4 separate regions of the Mus musculus genome follow, and all the other regions are linked to region 1. A link is a loop called in an ENCODE intact Hi-C map of the cell type or tissue named here. Cell type or tissue: heart. All regions are shown on one strand.

Region 1 (5,000 bases):
AGAGGGGAGGGGTTAAGTGTCTTCCTTTAGCCTGGGGTGGAAAACAGGTATAGGGGCTGGGGTGGGGGTGGAGCGTGGGGAGTGCTAATTCACAGAATTGGAATTCACTGGCGGTAAAGTCCTGGGTGAAGACCTTTCCCTTAAAGCCTGAGATAGCAGGGTGCAGCCTTCAGACACGGCGCAGGCCGAGTTCCTCAGCCTCTCCCTGTGGTCCGACATCTTGGCGCTCCCATCTGGGTGCTGCGCCAGATCCCTGAGGCACTGGGTCAAGAGCACGCAGGCCGACACCACACTCATGGCACCTCCCAGGATGGCGGTCTGCACCGCCTTGCCCTCAGTGCTCACGGCAGCTGCGCGACCCAGGAATTGAGGCTCGGTGGCAAAGCCCACCAAAGCGCTCACCGCCTGCACCAAGGGCCCACTGAAGAGCGCGCAACGACTGCGGGCCAGCTCGCTGGGTGCCGCCTTCACTTCGCGTACGCATGCTAACAGCGCGGATGCACTTGTGCTCATGCACTTGACGCCCAGCTTGAACTGTTCGCGAGAGAAGCGGTCCCGTGACTTGTCACTGGCCAGGGCGCACGCATCCGTCAGGAACTTGAGGTTTCGAGACAGGCCCTGCGACACCTCCAGCAACAGCTGTGGGGTCATGTCCGCCAGTGGGGTGGCTCGCAGCACAGCACAGCCTTGTTCTACCTCGTGGCGGCAGCGTGTCACACGGTAGCGGTCCACAAGGCCTGGCTGTGCAGGTTGAGCGCCCGGTGTGGCCACGGCTGCCAGGTAGGCCGCATGTGCAGAACACTCGGTCAGCGACACCACCAAGTCGCCCAGTTCCACAAGACTGTCTCCCGCCTCTCCGAAGCGGCCCATGTTGAGCTGGCTCTGCACGTCGTGGGTGAGGATGGACAGCCCCTTAGTGCGCGCGATGATGGTGTCCCGGCACTGCTCGAAGGACTCCGCACCAGCGCCAGGGGAGGCGGGGCCTTCGAAGAGCACCGGCCGCGCCTCGCTAGACAGCAGCAGCAGGTCGGCCACCAGCTGCATCTTGCCCTTGCAGTGATCACAGATAGATACCAGCCTCTTCCGCGGCTGCGAGCTGGCCCCGCCGACGGCGCTCCCAGGAGCCGGAGAAGCCGCCTCGCCAGTGGGCTTCCCGGCGCTGCCGCTAGCCATCGCGCCCAGGGGGCACTGGCATGCCGCTGGGGAGCCCGCTACCACCGCCGCCGCGACTCAGCTGGCCAGGGCCGCGCTGCCTTCCGCGCACCATCATGCCACCCACCGCGGCGGGCACAGAGATCCGGGTGGCGGCGGCCGGTGGCCGGGCGTCGCAGGGCGGGCCCAAGCCCGCGGCAAGCTCTTCGGGGCGCTGTGTAGCTCGCGGGAACCGTGAGCCGGGGCACGGCAGACTCCTAGTCCGCGCCCCTCTTCACTAGCCTACCAGAAAAGTCCCCGCTGCCGGGCTGTCGCCACCTTCCTGGGCATGGCCGGCCGGGCCGCCGGAGCGGAGAGGGCGGGACGGGGAGGCTGGGAGTTGTCCTTCCTTCCTTCCTTCCTTTGAAATCAAAATCCTCTGCTCCTAGAGGAGCGCGGGCGGCGGCCCCGGCAGGCTTTGCTGTCAGCCGCTGCGCTGCGGCTATCCGGCTCAGCAGCGCACGTGGGCTTCAGGGGCGGCGACCCCGCCAGACGGTACAGGCTGGCGACGGCGGCCGGAGCTGACGCCCGGGGGCGCGCGGCCGCATCTCCTGCTCCGGCTCTTAGGGCGCTGGGCGGCCACTGGGCCGAGGGCGTGGCTGGCTCTGTGGCGGCCGCGCGGAGTCAGTCGGGCGGGAGGCTGCAACGCAGGGTGCTGGGCGGCCGCGCCTTCCCGCCTGGCGGTTCAGAGTGCGCGGCCCGGCGCCGCGGCGGCACGCCCTCCCCTCCTGAATGGCCTGCGGCCGGCGACCGGCTGTCGTGGAGATTCCATCTGTGTTTCCCCGCAGAGCCCGCGGGCCCCGCGCATCCGACGCCCCAGGGTGGTCGGCTCAGAAGGTGAGCGCGGCGTCGCGGAGGCCGACCCGGGCCCGGACTCCTGCCATGTTTGTCAACCAGCAACTTCCGAGCGACCTCCGAGCAACTGAAAGGAAGGGAGGAGACCGCAGGCCAGGGGACACCCGCCTGCCCGCGCACGGTTGCAGTTTTCGCCTCCTGGCGTCCGCCTCGCCCCCGGCTCGCCGCCGCCACCTCGGCCGTAACCTCCCCGGAGCCTATAGGAATCTTTTGTGTGGCGTCACCGCCTTTCGTTTAAATCCCGCTTCCTCCTCTCGCCCTTCCTCCCGCCCCCTCCGCCGATCCCGGATGCTTGCGCGATGCGCTGCTCCTCCCCCGGGAAGCTGGGGGCCGTGGGAGGACGCCGCGCCCAGCCCCGACGCTGCGGCCCTGGGGCCGGTGGTCCCTGCATCCGGAGAGGCTGGGAAGCGTGTGTGGTGGGGAAGGCCCGCCCTCGCTCCGCGCCCAGGCGCTGTGTATACCCTGGGGACACCGGGGCGCAGCCGCTAGTGGCCTTACGTAAGCTCTCAGCATGCCCCAGGACTCGATGCTTCCTCCCTGCCGAGGGAGCTAGTGTAAAAGGTGATCTGTTTTGCTTGCTTGGGGAGGATGCCACTCATTACTCCCGGGATCTCCCCACCGCCTCCGGATTCCAGTCACCTCTGAGATTCGATGACTTTTGCAAGCCCTCCTCCGCCCTTTGTTGTGTTGGACCCTCTCCTGTGGGTGGGTTTCCGTGAAACAGTGAAAAGGAGCTCTGATCACGCTTGAGTCCCCACAGCTTGTTTGACTCAGTGATAGACCCTCCCTGAGGTTGGTCTTACCCCCCCCCCCCCCAGCCGTTTAGGAGTTGTGTGACCTTGGGCAAGTTTTCTCTCCCAAGTTACTGTAGTCAGGTAGTGTATGGTGACCTCGGTTCCAGCTGGCTAGAATTCCAATGTGCCTTGATCAGCAGTTCGCCCTTTCCTGACTCCATCTATATAATGGAATAATAGCAACCATTGTTAAGTAAAGAGCCAGTCTCTGGAGGTAAACACTGTTATCTCTGGGTTACAGGCTGGGAAACTGGTGGCCCAGATGGCTCCCCGCCCTGTAACGAGGAATTAAACGGAGGACCTTGAGCTACTGTACTTTTTATTTATTAATTTAACTGTGCAGACAGGCTTTGAACTTCTGGCGATCCTCCTTCAGGGTCTGTAGTTGGTGATTGTAGGCCTGTGCCATAGGGCTTTGTGGCCAGGTGGACTAAGTGACTCCCTAGGCTCTTAACAACAGCAGTGGCTAAAAGAGAAGGTCCCCTAAACCCACTGGCCACACCCACTCCCTTTCTTTGTGCAGACCTTGTCTGCCAGAAACTCCTGGAACACCTGGGCCTCCTCCCAGTAAAGCACTCTCTCAAGAGCCCTGAAGTCTTCTGCTGGTGCCCAGCACTGCCAGTGTGTGCTCAGCCAATGGAAATGTTTGTTCTTCTGTCTCTTCGTAGGACCTCCACGTCCTACATTTTTAAGCCAGTTATAAGTGTTATTTATAAGTTGGATGGCCTCAAATTTATCGTCCAAACCCCAATAGTTTACAGAATAAATTATGAGTCAAGTTATTAATATAAGTTAATGAGGAACAACCGGTAAAAACCTGGATAGCCGCCCTACTCATAATCAAAAATAATAATTAAAAAAAAATGCCCTTGCAGATGCTTTAGATTTTAGGTGAACCAACTGTCTCTGCAAACTGAAGCCAGTAAAACCAATGGCTCTCTTAACAAGAATTCTATAGGGCTACTTCCTCCCTGGTAACCCAGGAATAGCAGTGAATCCTAAAAAATAGTTTCCTTAACTCTGAGAACCTAAGAGAGGGACCAGTAAGATAGCTCAGCAGGCAAAGGTGCCTGCCACCAAGGCTTCGTTTTTCAGATAGTGTCACTCTTCCTAAACTGATCTTTCCAGGTTCTTTCTTGTTTACCTCCTGCCATTGTTCACTTACAGCTCAAACGCTGGGTGTCTACCATGTGCCAGCCCTTGTTCAAGGCACTGCGCTTACACTATAGATTGTAATAGAGCAGCCTCTGCTTGTGAAGATAAGAGTCCCGGAAGGGAAGGTTCACAAATAAGTGCTCCCAGTTACTGTTTACTCAGTAAAAGCACAGGACAAAAATGGACAGCAGATCAACCACTGCATACTAGCCGGGCAGTGATGGCGCACGCCTTTAATCCCAGCACTTGGGAGGCAGAAGCAGGCAGATTTCTGAGTTCAAGGACAGCCTGGTCTACAGAGTGAGTTCCAGGACAGCCAGAGCTACACAGAGAAACCCTGTCTCAAAAAACCAAACCAAACAAACAAAGTACTGCATACTAAGTGTTTAGGTCATGTTAGGCAGAATTATGCATTCTGATCAGTGCTAGGGAAATCGAGGTGACCTGCAAACCAAAGCAGTGGAAACCAAATCTAAGATCTCCCTGTTCCTTCTCACCTTGCTCTTCCTGTCACTGCTGGATGGGTAGGGGGTTGGGAGGTTTTTTTTGAGGGGGGAGGTACTGTGCCCAGCACCATCCACCTTCAGAAAAGTTTCATCTTCCCTGACACACTACCTGTGAAATAACATCTCTCCATTCTCTCTTCTAGTCTCTGGCCATTACCAACTTCATCCGTGAACTTGATGATTTGAAGCACTCCGTTCTTTTGTGTCTGTCTTATTTCATTAAGCATAATGTCATTGAGGTTAATCAGTGCGATAACGTATCAGAATGTCCTTTTTATAGGAAATAATATTCACTTGTATGAACTTTAGACATTCATGGTATACCCCCAGAATTTGTGGACAAGCAACCAAGCTGTCTGTGGTATACAGTGCCACCCAGTGGTTGGTAAGGAGCAGTCTTGGCCATATCATAACTTTGGACTTGGGTTTCTTGGTTTTATGTTTGTGCTCACAGGTGGACAGTGGTCTCAGATGATCTTTCTTACACATTTGCAGACAC
Region 2 (5,000 bases), 250 kb before region 1:
TCTCTCTCTCTCTCTCTCTTGTTATACTCTGTGGCCCTACATAGCTCATTATGTATAGCAAGCAAGCAACAGACTTGTGGCAATCTTCCCTCCTCTGCCTCCTGAGTGCTAGGATTACAAGCATGCACCACCATGCATGGCTTCCAAGCACAGACCTTTGTATTCACAACACTGTTGCCCTCATGAGTTGAAACTCATATATTTGGCTTGCTTACCTGCTGTAACAGATGACCATCTTAAACAGTGATCACATTTAGAGAAAGATAAGAACGCACATTGTATTCAGTTAAGCTTTAAATCTATCCATGTCCCTCCAACAGCAAATGGCTGTCAATGAGAAGAGCTGCCTCCTATAAAGCCATGTGGTTAGACCCAGTCTGGCCCTCTGCTCTCTTGAGCAGTCCTCCAGGGCCCAGCCTCAGTTCTCTCAGCTGTGTTACATGAGTTTGATGGGAACATCATAACCCACATAATGGGTATCTTAATGCATTGGCAAATAAGTTAGTTTCCATTACAAGGGCAATTGTCCGTGCTTCTGTGTAAGTAAGATTGTTGTGTTGAAGAGAAAGTTAATATGTACCTGTCAATATGTAACTGTTCATGTGTATCACTGCTTGGTTTGGGTGAGAGCATGCAAGCTCTCACCCAGTATAGAAAAACCCTTTCTCGGTACTGTGAGTAAAGCAGGTACTAACAAATCTTGTCCTGTTTGTCCACTAAACAGGTCCCCTTGTTTGATCTGTAATTCCCTACAACCAGGGTTCTGCATCTTTTTGTATCATGGTCATTTATTTTGCCACAAAGCATCTCTCCATGTATGATGCTTTCTTTTTTTGCTTAAGTTTTCTTAACAGTTCTTAACAATTTAAAGCCTTGTTTAAAGAGCCAAACAGTTGACTTTTAGTCAAACCATATCTCAACGTTATCTCGGATTATCATTTATGATTCTACTCACCTTTAAAGTACGGCAGAGTGAACCATCTATTTTATGACTCTCAGAAGAATTCACATGCTCTTCTTCATGGACTCTTCACAGTAGCCCAGGGAGATACATGTTATTATAACATTTCACGTCTGTGAAAATCTCAAAGATGTTTAGAGTCCTGCCCAAACCTACATAGTCAATATTGGGACTGGAGCTCCAGGTGCCCAATTGCTTTCCCAGCCAGCCAGCCCCTCTTTTCTTCCAAAGGGGACTTTCAAGTCACATCCTTCCTTGTCTTTGGAGGAAATAATGGAGAGGTTACAAACAATCAGTTGGAAATAGGCTTGAAGAGGAGAGAACCTGGGCTGCTCTTACAGAGGGGATACCAGTCCACACTCTCCCACGGGCCTGGTTGCCTCTGTGTTCAGAAGTTGCCAATAGTCTGCTTATTTATTTGCCTATTTAATGATGCTGGGATAGGGCACATGCTGGGTGAGCATGCTACTATTGCACTATGTCACTAGCCCTCTTTCTACTTCTTTTATTTTGAGCTGCTGGCCTCATTAAATTTCCCAGGCAGACCTTTAATGAGTGGTCTTCCTGCTTCCATGTCCAGAATCTGGATTATATCTCTCAAGGGAAAGCTGAGGTCTCCACCTGGCGTCAATGCATAGTGCTGTCTGCTGGATATGTATATCTATCAAGAGCTCCCTGGGTGTCTAGAACTAAATAGATCTGACATTGGTTTCAGCTTCTTCCTCCACCCATTCGAAGTTGTCTCTTCCTTTACTCAGAAAAGGCATTTAGCTACTCAAGGGGGAAAAATAAAATAAAATAAAATTGGGAATCGCTTCGGTTTCTGTTATCAGAAGCAGACATTCCTGTGCAGGCCTCCTGAACTGACACTGGTGTGTACCCCTCCTGCCTACCTCCACCTCCGGCCGGCTCCTCCACATTCTCCGGGCCACCCTGCAGAATCCCACTACGAAGTTGTTTGCACGGTTTCACTGGGGGCCGAAAGCACCTCAGCACCAAGGGGTAAACATCCAAACTCCTTAAGCTAGCTGGTTCCTGCCTCTGCCCAAAGCCTGCAGTGGCGGAGAAGGAGCTGCCTGAGACCCGCCCAGAGATGACGCTTACTGCGCAGGGCGGGCCAATATCAAGAAAGGACGGAATTGTCTGAGAGCGAAAACCAATTCAGAAAGAGAGGCGGAGCTCGGGGCGGGGCTCCAGGCTCCGCCCAAGGCCCAGCTTTCCTCCCAGCAGAACCTGTGTGGCACAGCTGGGAGCCTGCACGTTGGCGGAATGGACCCGTCCTGGGCCACGCAAGAGAGTGAGGCGGTGGCAGAGAAGGTGCTCCGGTACCGGCGGGACGCGTCGGGCTGGAAGAAGTGTCGGGAAGGCGTGAGTGAGGGACTGGGCGGGAAAAGGGGTCTGGAGACTGCTCGCAGGGTTTGGAGTCCTCCAAACTCCTAGGCTTCTCCTCTCCCCGAGATTATCCGCACCCTGGACCCCAGAGGTGGGTTGAGAAACTGATTCCACTGCGGGTTGATGCTCTCTGGGACTCCTGGAGGTCTCTGCCCCTTTCATTTCGAAACCCACTCAAGGTCATCTGACTGCTAGGAGGTTAGGATTGGATCTGAAACTCCAAGTACCAAGTCTTTCCTCCGTTCATTGTTGCACAATCCCTCTCCCAGGGAGTGACAGGGAAATAGTTTCCTTCCTTGGCGCTTCTGATTTAAAAAAAAAAAAAAAAAAAAAAAAGCCTTAAATTGCTTGAGAAAACAAAAAGTTCTTGGTGGCATTAAGGCGACTGGAGAGACTCCCACAGCTCCAGGAATCAGCCAGCCAGGATCGCTCTGCTCATCGCCTGCAGTAGGGGGCAGTTACCCCAACTGTGCCAGGAACAGGTTGGGTGACCTTGGGGAATCAAGTCTTGAGATCTCCTCTCCAAGACTTCCTCTAGCTCTAAAATTCTACAATCCTATGCCTTTTGACAGAATGGAGTTTCAATTTCCTGGAGGCCATCTGAGGAGTTTCCAGGGAATCTGTAAGTGCGCACTTTTAACAAAGTCTGTCAGAACCTTACTCCCGTCCTGGTGTCTCTGGGGTTGCATCATGAAAGATACCAATCCGCCCCAGCCTTCTGTGATCACTAGTTACCTTCCAGAAAAGCATTAGCTTGTGTTTTGAATCGTTTCTAGCAAGCTGTGTTCTGTGAGGACTTTGTACCTGTTTGTTTATGCAGGCTAGAGGGGAGATGGGCTAGCATATTTTAGGCCGTTTTCTGTCAGCAAGTCCTAGAACCAGAACAAAAATGTAATAGACCTGAGATAAAATCCTAAGATAAACAAGTTTAATTGACTCGGTGGATCAAATTCCTCTCCATTCTAGGTACCGAGGAGAAGGGATTCTGTGTGGGACACCAGAAGAGGTGTGGGATTGCATAAAGCCAGTTGCTTCGGGCCTCCGGGAGAAGTGGGATGATAATGTGAGCAGCTTTGAAATTGTCCAGAGCATCACGGATGTAAGTGTCTCTGGCTGTGTTATCTGTAGTGTCTTGTCTTGCTGCAACACCCCGACCCCACCTCTCTGAAGAGGGATCTATAACATCTGTAGGCAAGAGGAGTGCCATGCAGACGAGTCCAGCCTTGTCCCTGGCAGGAAACAATGTGTCTCTGAGAGACTAAGAAACCCTCAGCAGAATCTACAGACTATAGCTGAGGAATTGCAGGGCAAGGCTTGGCCTCCCCAGACAAAGAGGCAGGCCTGGATTTACACCAACAGATCTAGTTTGAAGCATTGTCTCTTAACAGAGCCACTTTGGTCCTTTGCCCACAGCGGGACCACTACAAGTCTCCTTCAGGAAAGCGTTCATCCTGCAGACCAGCCCTACCCAGCAGAAAGCCTTGGGATACAGCAACGTTGCTCTGCCAACTGCCTTGTCTAGTGTGGCAGCCTCAATTCCATGGGGCCATAGAGCATGAAAAGGTGGCTGGTTTGAAGAAATGAATTATTCATTTTAACAAATATAAATGTAAATTCAAATAGCCACGTGAGGTAGGAAGTGTTATGGGAGACAGCTCCGATCTTGATGGACCTGTCCTGGCATCACCTACAACTGTAAGATCGTTGCTTCATTTTTGACTATAGAAAACTCAGAAGAATAGAAAATCACAGTGGAAACAGATGTGCAAGTAACTCTGGGTGAGCAGACCTATGTGGTTTGAATGGCATCTTAGTGTTGGCTTCTAGGCTCTGTCTGGCGCTATCATGTCTGGTGCTTACATAAGCAGGTTGCATTGTGAAACCTTGCAGTGTTTTGCAAGCTGTGGAGCCAGGTGTCTTTGCTCCGACCCAGAATCCTCATTTCAGTCAGTCTGTTATCCATAGGAGTTTATGTCAGAGACAGAACTGAAACACACGGTGACGATGATGCCGTGTTTCAACTCTTCTTTCAGCCCTCTGGTACCAAGAAGAGGAGAGTGAACCTCAGGCACTAATGTGCCTTGGATACTATTTAGCTGTTGCTTTCCCCGTAAGAGATGAATCGGCGCCCTGGGCTGGGAATCTGACTCTAGCAATTCCGCGTGTAATTTGAAGTTACCTTTAATTTATGACAAGTTGTTCTTTCTTCTTTCTTTCATTTTTTTCCCCATTTACAGTTAAATAACTTCCTTTATAAAAGCCAGCTGGTCTAAGTGGAAACATTTGAGAAACCACAATAAATTGATAGGATTTTCTTATTCTGGATTAAGTGAAACCAGCATCAGAAAAGAAAAAAATAAACAATGCAAAGAGTGTATACAAATCATTACGCATAAATGGTGAAGTTGAGCAGCCCTTGGTTAATACCTTTTGTTTTTGTTTTTGTTTTTGTTTTTGTTTGTTTGTTTGTTTTTTCAAGGCAGGATTTCTCTGTATAGCCCAGGCTGTCCTGGAACTCACTTTGTAGACCAGGCTGGCCTCGAACACAGAAATCCGCCTGCCTCTGCCTCCTGAGTGTGGGGATTAAAGGCAAAGTCTCTTGATGAGTCTGGAGCTTACAGGTCTAGCCAGCTTACTCCAGCAATCC
Region 3 (5,000 bases), 75 kb before region 1:
TTTAACAAACTTCGGTTTTAAAAAGGCTTAGATATAAGACATTTAGAACAAATTCTTCTATGCATTTTCCCTCAGGTTATGAGTTGCAATAACTATCCTTCTAGAACCTTTCACTTAGGCTCAGAAGGGAGCTCTGTTTTACTCTTGGCTATGTTACATCCTTTATCACAGCCAGTGTTGCACTTGTAGGAAAGAATGTCTTCCTCGCAGCTCCTGGCTCCCCTCACTTATCTCCCTCTACTTTTCAAGTCAGGGCAATCTGACCTCATGTCCTGCCCCCATTGTTTTTCACTGCATGTGACTCATGCACACCTGCCACGGACATCAGTTGGGAGCGAGGCTAAACTCTATCACTACCCTTCTGATGAGATGCTCATTTGTCTAGAAAAGTCTCGAATCTGATGTCCCATGACACATTGAAGTCACAATTCTCTGTCTTTAAAAACTTGTGCGTAAGTTCCAGGTTTCAGAACATGTGTTCTCGACAGGAAATACACATCAACTCCTTGTCACAAAATATGGTGGAAATGTCTGGGTGTGGTGAGGCAGACCTTTAAACCCAACACTTGGGAGGCAGGGGCAGGCAGATCTCTGAATTGAGGTCAGCCTGATTCACAGAGAGAATCTCAGGACAGCCAAGACAACATAGAAAGACTCTGTTTCAGAAAAACAAACAAACAAACAAACAAACAAAAACAGAAACAAATGAACCAATGGAATAGCAACAGCAGATTCTGCCTGCAAATATTCCATCTTTTCTGTTCTTAGATCTGCCTCCACTCCCTTGCTTGCCCCAGTAAAAGGAGCTTGGGATATCAAGATGACTGCCTTGGGAGGGAATCTGGGGCACCTGAACAGGAATGGGGAAGACAGAGTATGAGGCTCACTAGAAGCCACAATCAAAAAACCCTTTTCTGAAAAGTCAAAGTTATCTCTGTCACACGCACATCCCTACCCACTCGTAACAAAAGATCAGTCCACTTTGGTGTGCAAGGCTCTTGAGCTCCATCTCTGTTCGCCTGCCTCTTCTGCTAAAAGGTTCTGGATCCTTGCTGCCTTCAGAGAAGCTGCCAGCATTTCTGCAGGCTAAAAGCTCCCACCAATGGAGCTTTCAGCATTCGATTAAACATCAAAACCTTCATTGTCCACGTTGGCATCATCTGCTCCTTTCCTGTTTGAAACAACATCTAGTGTTCATTTCTTCTCTAAGAACCTGCCTATAAGATACTGGATGAAGGGAATTCGGAAACCAGCTCTATCACTTGCAGGCTAGGTGACTTTGTACGTTCTTTTCCTCCTCCATCCCTCTGCTTTCTTAGCTGGAAATAGAGATTGTACGGATGCCTACTTCACTCCTTCACTTCAACTGTTAAATGCCTTAAGGCCTGTGAGTGGATCTGAGCAATGCTGGGTTCATCCTGAGTGCTCAGAGTTGCCTCGGCTTTCTTTGCAATGATGTACTTCTCTGGGATTCAGTCCTCTAATGACCATGCTGCCATGGGGTTGACACTTTTAATCTTTCAAATCCATAAGTGCCCGGGCCTGGCAAACCTGAATTAACCTTCCTTTAGCTGCCGCCGCTCCCTTCACTTCAGGGTGTTCTGTGCTTATAGAATTTCCATACTGTATTCAACCTGAAAGACAAAGTTCTTCCCTACCAAATTATTGTCCAGTTTAATGACCTAGGGCCAACTTGACTTCTGATCCCATCTCCTGTCTTTTTTTTCTTTTTGAGATTTTATTTATTTATTATATGTAAGTACACTGTAGCTGTCTTCAGATCTCATTATGGATCGTTGTGAGCCACTATGCGGTTGCTGAGATTTGAACTCAGGACCTCCAGAAGAGCAGTCGGTGCTCTTATCCGCTGAGCCATCTCACCAGCAACCCCATCTCCTGTCTTACGATTTAAGCCCTGGGTCTTGAGATATCTGTAAACTATGCCAGGGTCCCTTGTGTTTTTCTACCAAGGACGAAAGCCTGTCCCTGTCCTCAGCAATCAAAAAAAAAAAAATCTATCAAATTGCTGGGACCCAATTTTCTGATTGAGTTTTTATAGTACAGTATGGATCACCTTCCTCTAAGTTTCCTGCAAGAGATCTTGTACAGCTACTGGCCTAGAAAACCTGAACTTGGCCGCATCTCAACACTTTCTCTGACCCAGTTCTAACCCATCAACTCAGGGAGATCACAGCCAGTCTTCCTGATCCTTTCCCTGTGTGCGAATATTGTAGGCCCATTATTACTTGTGCTAAATAAACCTGGACTTCTTGGCACACTTCTCCTGCCATGTGGCAGAGTCATTTGTTGGCTCAGTTCGGGAGCATGGCGAGACTCAGTAGCAATGGGATGCCAGTCTCACCCTAGTGTTCCAGATGGTACTTGCCGCCCCCAAGTGTGCCTGCAGAGCTACAAAACCTTTTGCCAAGGAAGGGAGCCTTGGTGTGGCCTACAACAACACAGTGAGGTCAGTTGGTCAGGTGCATACTTCAGATTCCTGGAACCGATCCAGTCATTGTCTCCACGCTGAGCTTCGGAGGGTGCCACTGCTCATTAATCAGCATCCCACAGCATCCCTGCCAGAAGAAGCAAGGACAAGCAGAGGCACTGAGAAAGATCAGGGGACAGCTCCAGGGGGATCTGCGAGAGGACCAGTAGTTCCTGGCTCTTCCATTATGAATGTGTGGCCATGGGCTAGCAAGTTACTGTTGCCCAGAGTCCCCAGAATCACCTCTGAGACCACCAAGACTTCATACCACCATCAGTGCTAGGTAAAAATTAAAAGTAGAATATTTGGCAGAACAGCACATGTGTCTGCCTCTAACCCAGTGCTGCTTCCACTTCCTCCTCCTCCTCCTCCTCCTCCTCCTCCTCCTCCTCCTCCTCCTCCTCCTCCTCCTCCTCCTCACTGTTATAACTTCTGCAGGGAACCCGGATGGATCAGAAGTTCCTTGGGGAAAATTAGCATGACCTGGTACAAAACAAAGCCCACAGAACTAAGTATCCCCCCAAGCTACTTCCTCAAACACATTAAACTGGTATCAAGTTACTGACTGGGTAGTTCGGACTGGCTCAACCAGCCCTCGGTTTGAGGAAGTGAAAAGAGGAACCACTGTCTTTGGGAAGGACAAAAAATTGGGAACCTAAGGAATACACAAAGGCAAGTTTAAAGCCTGGAAATAAATACCTGGCAATGGTAGGTGTTTTTAGAAGATCCCAGGTTGGGAAGGTGGCTGGGTCAGTAAAGAGCTTGCTGCTCAGATATGAGCAGTTTCTAAGCAAGTAGATATTCGGCTCAGAATTTTGTACTCATGCCAAGGAATGGACCAAAATTCCCCTTGACTCTCTATTCTACAAGGAACCAGTGCTCCTCCCATTCCTGAATAAAGTGTTCCAGGAGGGGCAGAGGCCAGTGTGGGAAGTCTGGCAGGAAGATGTCTCCTTTGACACTTGAATGACAGCGCAGCTCTCCGGGCTGGTTCTCTCGAGTGACCCTCTCCTCTCCCCGCTGGCAGGCTTCTCTCTTCGGAATAAAGGATAGGGCAGGGCTCCTCTCTGGTGTCTGCGGCTGGAGATAAGTCCTTGATGACTCCAATTTGGGAGATACATTTCCTATTTATGAGGAAGCCACGCACCCCCTGCCCCAGCAGGAGGGACTGGTCTCCCACCCTTGGCAACAGTGGGAAGTGACTCCACCCACCCTTCCCCAGCCCTGGGGGATTCCAGCAGTTGAAAGGTCTGAGCTGGAAAGATAAACATCACCGCTTATCCCTCACTCCCTCATTGTTCCCCTTGGAAAACAGAAAAGGAACCGGGAAGGGAAAGAGGCTGCACGGAAATCCATCCGTGGGGTTGCTAAGGGAAACAGCCTAAAATGGTACTGGGGGGATCCTCCCTTCCTCCTCTCTGACACCCTCATCCACCCATTCAGCAAAAGAAAGAAAAAAAAAAGAAATCCCAAACTTTGCTTCCTACTTCCAAGAGGAAGCGTCAGTCCCTAGGCCCTGTCTCAAACCTTAAAGTCACAAAGTTAAGTACAAGATTGCCAGGGGAGACCTGATTTTCTGTTACTTAACAGCTCTGTAGCCTGGTTACCTGTTCCAAAAAAGGGAACCTGCTAGCCTGCCTCTCTCTTAACTTTGTTCAACACAAGCGCGGGAATCCTTAGCCTCAAGCAAATGCTTCCTGTGTTGTAAGAAACTCAACTCTTAATGCTCTTTCCAAATGCAGAGGGCGAATTCTTTGTTCCCCTACAAACCCTCATTTGAACTGTTTTCTCTGTCGGAGAAGCTCGGCTGCTGAAATCCTTTCCATCCTTCCTAGCAAATCCTGAAATCTCTCTCTAAGAAGCCAGCGCCGTTCTGACAGATCATGGCAGAATCAATCTCCTCTCTACTGGACTCCTCAGCCTTCTGCTCTTCACGGCTCTCTGGTTTTAATTAATTAAGGTTTAATGTTATTTTATTTTATGTGTAGGAGTATTTTGCCTGCTTCCATGTGTGTGCCTGGTACCTGTGGAAGCCAGAAGAAAGTGATACAGTTACCTAGGCCTGGAGTTACAGAGGGTTGTAACCCACCCTGTGGGAGCTGGGAACTGAATCCTGGTCCTCTAGAAGAGCAGCTAGTGCTTTTCACTGCTAAGCCATCTTTCCCACTCCTGTTGTCAGGTTTGTGGCACAACCTGAAATTCAAGCTCTTTACATACCAGCCAGAACCCTCAACAGACCAACTGATTCATTTATGGCCAGAACCATTTCCTCACTACACCCATTGCCTGGCACTCAGCCTGGGCCATGGTTGTGGTAGAGGTGACTGTAAAAAGGGTTAGCGCATGGTGGCACATCCCTTAAACCCTGCACTCCGGGGAGGCAGGGTAGAGGCAGGAAGATATCCGAGAGTTTGAGGCCAGCCTGATGTACATTGGGAATTCCAGGACAGCCCCGGCTATATTGTGAGACCTTGTCTCCACATTAAAAATGAAAGAAGAAAGCAGCAGCAGC
Region 4 (5,000 bases), 220 kb before region 1:
GAGATGGTCACTCGCTGGTTCAGAGTGCCCCAAATAGGCAAAGCTGGCTGGCTACCAGCCCCAGGGATTTGCCTGCCTCTGCCTTTCCATGTTGGTCTTGTGATGTTGTTTTTGATGTGGGTTCTTGGACTGGGCCAGGACCTTATGGTTCTCTGGAGCTCCTTTATTGATTAGTTGTCTTCTCAGAACCCACATTTTACCTTTTAATCAACACCTCTTACGTTGCATTATCTTTGGAAAAGGTCTTTTAAATTAATCCCAAACTTAATTTGATTTCTACACAAAATTTATTCAGGCAAATGTTCCCTGGCTCAGCACTTGGTGAATGAGGGGAGAGGGAGGAGGTAAGGCAAGAGGATGAGAGATGGGGACTAATCAGAGAATACAAAATCATTTTCTTAAATGTGAGTGGTATTTTAAGACAGTGTGGGTGCCCACAGAGCTCCCACAGAGGCCGGATTGGGCATCAGATCCACAGGAACTGGAGTTACCGGTGATTACTAGCCTCCGTGTAAGTGCGGGAATGGAGCTTGGATCTTTTAGAAGAGCAGCCAGTGATCCTGAGTCATCTCTCCAGGTTCATGGGAAGTATCTTGAAGGTCATTTGGGTACAGGAAATTGGGTTACCTTCAGTTACATTAAATGTAACCTGTCGTACATATCTGCTTGAGAAGGGTCTTAGGACCCTAGAGAGAAAAGACTACAGACAGAAACAAGAGAAGAAGGTAGGAAAAAAGAAGGGAAGAGGGAGAAAAGGGAGAGAGAAGAAGGGTTGAAAATGGAATCACAGGCAATAAGATCCATTGAGAAAGGTCTGGGAGTGGCCAAGGCTGTTAAGAATGGTGTAGAAGGTCAACTGCTTCCTGTTTTCTGTCAGACTAGAAGCCTGTCTTTGTGATCTCTCTGCCAGCACAACAATGCTCTGTTGGTTGAGTGAATAAGTTACAGAAGGGTCTACTGGCCATGTGGGATGATGCAGAGAGGACAAAAGAGCAGCCACAGAACGGCCTTTGTGTTAGTGTGGACCATATTGCTGGTGTGAACAGGGAAGGAAGCCAAAGGCAGGGCAGATTGCTCAAGATGTGGGATGCTGAACAGAGAAATCAGAGAGAGAGATAGAGAGAGAGAGAGAGAGAGAGAGAGAGAGAGAGAGAGAGAGAGAGAGAGAGAGAGAGAGTGCACATGCTCGCACATACATGTGTTTATATTTGTCTGTGTGCTGTCTTAAATACCTTGGCTCCTTGCCTGGCCTTCCCTACAGAACACCTGCTTCCTCCCCTGGCTGTCTTACTTGGCAATGCTCCTTGCCCGACATGTGGCCCCACCCAATCAGGAAGCCAAAGAGATTCATCAAGGCACCTGTTCTCCTTTCCTGGGTCTGCAGGAGGAAAGCAAAATGTCTACCCTTTCAACATTTCCTTCTGGTTTGCCTTCTAGATTCTGCCTCAGATCCAAATGAAGTGTTTGCTGAAGGGGGAGTCAGGGAAACACATTCACAGGATACCCCGCCCTCTCTGGTTGCTAGTCAGCCCGGCACGTTCAGCTGCCTGAAAGTCTGTACTTCCTGTTTGGTAACACAGCTCCTCCTTCACTGTGTCTTCACCAAGGAACTCAAGAATTTCCTTCCCCATCCACCTCACTGAAGCTTGTCAATGGGCAGTTTGACAAATCTCCTGCTTTCTTCTAGGGGATTTCCAGAGGCCTTACTTCACCCCTAGCAGCCTTCACTGCACGCCTCAGCAACACAAACTTAAGTAAGTTCTTCTTCTGTGAAACTGGGAATCTCACCCTCAGACCCGGGGAAGGATGAACTAAAACAACGTGCGTGAACATATCTAGCATAATGCCTATGGTGGTTTGAGTAGGGACAGCCCTCATAGAGTTGTGTGTTTAAGTGCTTGGCCAATAGGCACTGGCACTAGTAGGGAGTGTGGCTTTGTTAGAGTAGTTGTGGCTTTGTTGGAGGAAGTATGTCACTGTGGAGGCGGGCTTTGAGGTCTTATATGCTCAAGCTATGCCCAGTGTGGCAGTCTCCTTCTGCCTGTAGATCAAGATGTAAAACAAAGCCCCTCCAGAACCATGTCTGCCTACCTGATGTCATGTTTTCCACAATGACAGTAATAGATTAAACCTCTGAAATTGTAAGTCCAATTAAACGTCCTTTATAAGAGTTGCCATGGTCTTGGTGGCTCTTCACAGTAATAGAAACCCTAAAACAGTGTCCTTTGTTGAAAGGGCTCAAGTTTCAGCAGCTGCCTTCCTGTCTACCTACCATCCTTTGGGTGTAAAGCTAGAGGAAGAAGCTCCAAGAGAAGTTATGGTGCTGGAGTCTTCAATATACGGAAGGGAAGATCTAAGTCTCACAACAGCCTGTAGAGGGAGCCACTCAAAAAGCCCAAAGTAGCAGCTAAGGACACCTAGACTTAGAGAGGATGGTTTCCGAGTCTCCCCACCTCCAGAAGGCAAAGTTAATTTCTCGCGAACATCTTGTACTCCCACAAGCAATCATTCTCCCTCTGCTTTAGCTATTGGGGTGACTACTTGTGGTTAGCAGAGCATCTCAGATTCCTGGACTCAGCCTCCCCACCACAAAGTAACCCTGCTGCTGATACACCAGCGCGTGAGCCATGTGACCCGCGAGTGTTACTGCCAACAGTTGGCAGGCCCGGAACTTCCGGTTTGGTTCTGCGAAGCTTCATATGTCTCTGCACAGTGAGCTTAAAGAGAGTGCTTCTCTATGCCAGAGTACAGGAAGCCTGCAGACATTTCTAATGCTCAAGGGCAGCAGCTTTGCATGTTGCAGGGGACACACGTCCCACTGAGCACACCCTCCTACCTGGCTGCAGGTGGGCAAGGTGTGCCCAGAAGGGTCTGTGACCTTCTCTTTCTCCTCCAGTTTCTTCTGAGGCTCGCTGTCATTTTTAAAGTATTTTCTGGGTGGAGGCTTGGGTTTGGAGGATGTCGGCTTTCTCACCAAAATCTCAAAAGATTTCTTCAGTCTCAGTGGTGGGTGGCTCTCTCTTTCCAAGCTCTCAGGAAGGGGTGGGCTCTCCTGCTGAGGCCTGGATGGGACCCCTGGGCACGGCTCTTGCTCCTCCCCTGGGGACAGGCTGGGACTGTGTGTGCTGCCTTCCCTCTCAGAAGGCTGTGGCTCCGCACCTGCACTGCAGGGACTTCCCCCTGGTGACCCAGACATGTAGCTGCTGTCACTGCTGGATCGGACCATGATCTTCTGGGCCCTTCGATGTGGGGGCGCTGAGTGCTTCTCACGTTCTTTCTCCAAGGTAGGCCGCCCATGCCAGCTGCTCTCCAGCCTTTTGACACCTGCATGGTAAGCACAAGGAAACATTCAAACTGAGCCTCAAAAGACCAGGTGGACCACAGGCAGCACCCTGTGCATCCAACTGCTCTAGTAGAAGACTCGTAGCCTGGGTAGCCTTGGGTTCAGACTCCGATGAGTTTTCTAACGTTGAGTTAAGAGCATCATTCAACCTTTCTGAGCCTGCATGTGACAGCCACAGGGACACACCACTCATACCACACAGCATTACTATTCATGCAAGAGCTCAGTGCCCCAATTGTGGGAAGACTGGTGAGCTACCATGCCAATGTGGGAGGGATTTTAGTTTCAGGGTCTGGTGGAGGTGAGGGCAGTTTATACAGATCTACCCATTCCTGCCAACTCATTCTGACTTGAGTAGATCATGCTAGCTGCAGAGCCCCAGCACTGTCTGATCTCAGTTCCACCAAACTCTACTCCTCTATTAAACTCCCTCTATAGGAGCAGATCCCAAGGAAATCTAAATTATATCTTATGTGCTACGCGCTATCTGGGATGAGCCTAACACTCCACTTCTGCTTGTGTGAAAGGAGCTGCAGTTCTACCTGCTAAGCTCTCTTTGAAGTTCAAGAGCAAAGAAAGAAAACATTTGGAGGTGCTTTGAACCTTACACCTGAAGGGGTACCATCTTCCAACAAAAGAGGGGCAGATGCAGCCCGCCTGCCTCCCTTCCTTTCTTACTCCACACCCATGGTTTCCTGAACAGTGGCATTGGCACATCTCTAAGATGCTTTCTAGTTCTTCCTAGTGACAAATGGTCACAGGTACCCCTTTCTTGAAGCTGCAACTCAAGGCAATGGGAGCCACAGAGACCTAGTGACTTATGGATTCATTCAGTAGAACCAGGAGAGCTAAAGGGACCCTTATGAGAAAACATCAAAGTGAGTGAGACTCCAGTCCAAACACACTTTAAAGGAAAAGCTTTTGCTCTATCTTGGTCACAGAATAACACATCTTTATTTGAGAGACCTAAATCACTGAAGGAAGGCATAAAAGCTAACATCCCCCTGCATCTGATCATCTTCTCCTCTTCCACTATTAAGAACAGCGAGTGACAGTGTTGGGGATGGGAGGGATTCCCTGTCACTCCCCTGTGCTTCTGTGCATATGGGATGTGTAGAGCCCTGAGTAGGACATAGCGGAAATAAAATGGGGTCCTGCCATCTCCTCTGAATATTTTCCCACATATTTCAGCTTCCTTGACAATATCAGGTTGTCCTTGCATATGGATGTTCCAAGGTGACCTGGCTAATGCCCAAAGGCTAAGCACAGGAACCACCTAGCAAGCCAGGTCCCTGACCAGTTTTTCCATGGACTGGTAACATGACTGGCAAGGCATCTTCCAGGGCCTTGCTTATTTTGATAATATGTACATAAAAATTAGATGTGAGGATGTAGTGAAATAATACATTACATTAAGATTAATTAGTAATTACCAGTGCTTATTATTACAGAGTAGGGACTGCAAATTTGAAGCCTACTGGGGCACTATCTAGGCAAGGCCTACAGCTACCTCTGGCAGACAATGAAAGGGATGGAACTGACTGCGGAGCATCTGCCACTTTTAAATTTGCCCACGCAGGAAAAAAAAATGTGAGCCAAATTTCCCTGGCAGGCTCCTGCCTTTCAACTATCATCTAGTATCAAGCACACTTACCAA

Evidence for each region. A loop is a pair of places that touch in the nucleus more often than their neighbours do. Peaks named below come from ENCODE experiments on the same cell type or tissue, not always from the same donor. Only the 100,000 strongest peaks of a DNase experiment are listed, where the experiment ranks them.
Region 2: a loop joins it to region 1, with 4 times the contacts of the local background. A loop is called at or near these places in 2 of 42 quality-filtered maps.
Region 3: a loop joins it to region 1, with 7 times the contacts of the local background. A loop is called at or near these places in 20 of 42 quality-filtered maps.
Region 4: it touches region 1 in a loop (10-fold over the local background); 20 of 42 quality-filtered maps call a loop at or near these places.

Annotation. Positions count from the first base shown.
Region 1 is chr7:83,882,049-83,887,048 of GRCm38, forward strand. Tlnrd1 (talin rod domain containing 1) reads right to left here and starts at 2,293. Exons shown (of 1, transcript NM_030705.4): 1 at 1-2,293. The coding sequence starts at 1,173. The coding sequence ends at 85. It also overlaps a transcript of Mesd not described here. In heart, CTCF peaks have their summits at 2,224 and 4,873 (motif pointing left); DNase peaks (open chromatin) are centred at 283, 913, 1,793, 2,393 and 1 weaker place; H3K4me3 peaks cover 3,458 bases; H3K27ac peaks cover 4,616 bases.
Region 2 is chr7:83,629,811-83,634,810 of GRCm38, forward strand. It overlaps Stard5 (StAR-related lipid transfer (START) domain containing 5), which reads left to right and starts at 2,207. Exons shown (of 6, transcript NM_023377.4): 1 at 2,207-2,329; 2 at 2,926-2,975; 3 at 3,320-3,452. The coding sequence starts at 2,231. It overlaps Gm16638 (predicted gene, 16638), which reads right to left and starts at 2,031. Exons shown (of 4, transcript NR_166697.1): 1 at 956-2,031. In heart, a CTCF peak has its summit at 2,801 (motif pointing right); a DNase peak (open chromatin) is centred at 2,071; H3K4me3 peaks cover 2,640 bases; H3K27ac peaks cover 2,341 bases.
Region 3 is chr7:83,806,836-83,811,835 of GRCm38, forward strand. No RefSeq gene overlaps it. Among named protein-coding and RNA genes, the nearest start is that of Gm39043, 4.7 kb to the right of the region's middle. In heart, a CTCF peak has its summit at 2,365; DNase peaks (open chromatin) are centred at 2,496, 3,046 and 3,566; H3K4me3 peaks cover 643 bases; H3K27ac peaks cover 2,349 bases.
Region 4 is chr7:83,657,962-83,662,961 of GRCm38, forward strand. It overlaps Il16 (interleukin 16), which reads right to left. Exons shown (of 19, transcript NM_001360087.1): 12 at 2,837-3,324. Among named protein-coding and RNA genes, the nearest start is that of Stard5, 28 kb to the left of the region's middle. In heart, a CTCF peak has its summit at 2,386 (motif pointing right); DNase peaks (open chromatin) are centred at 944 and 1,430.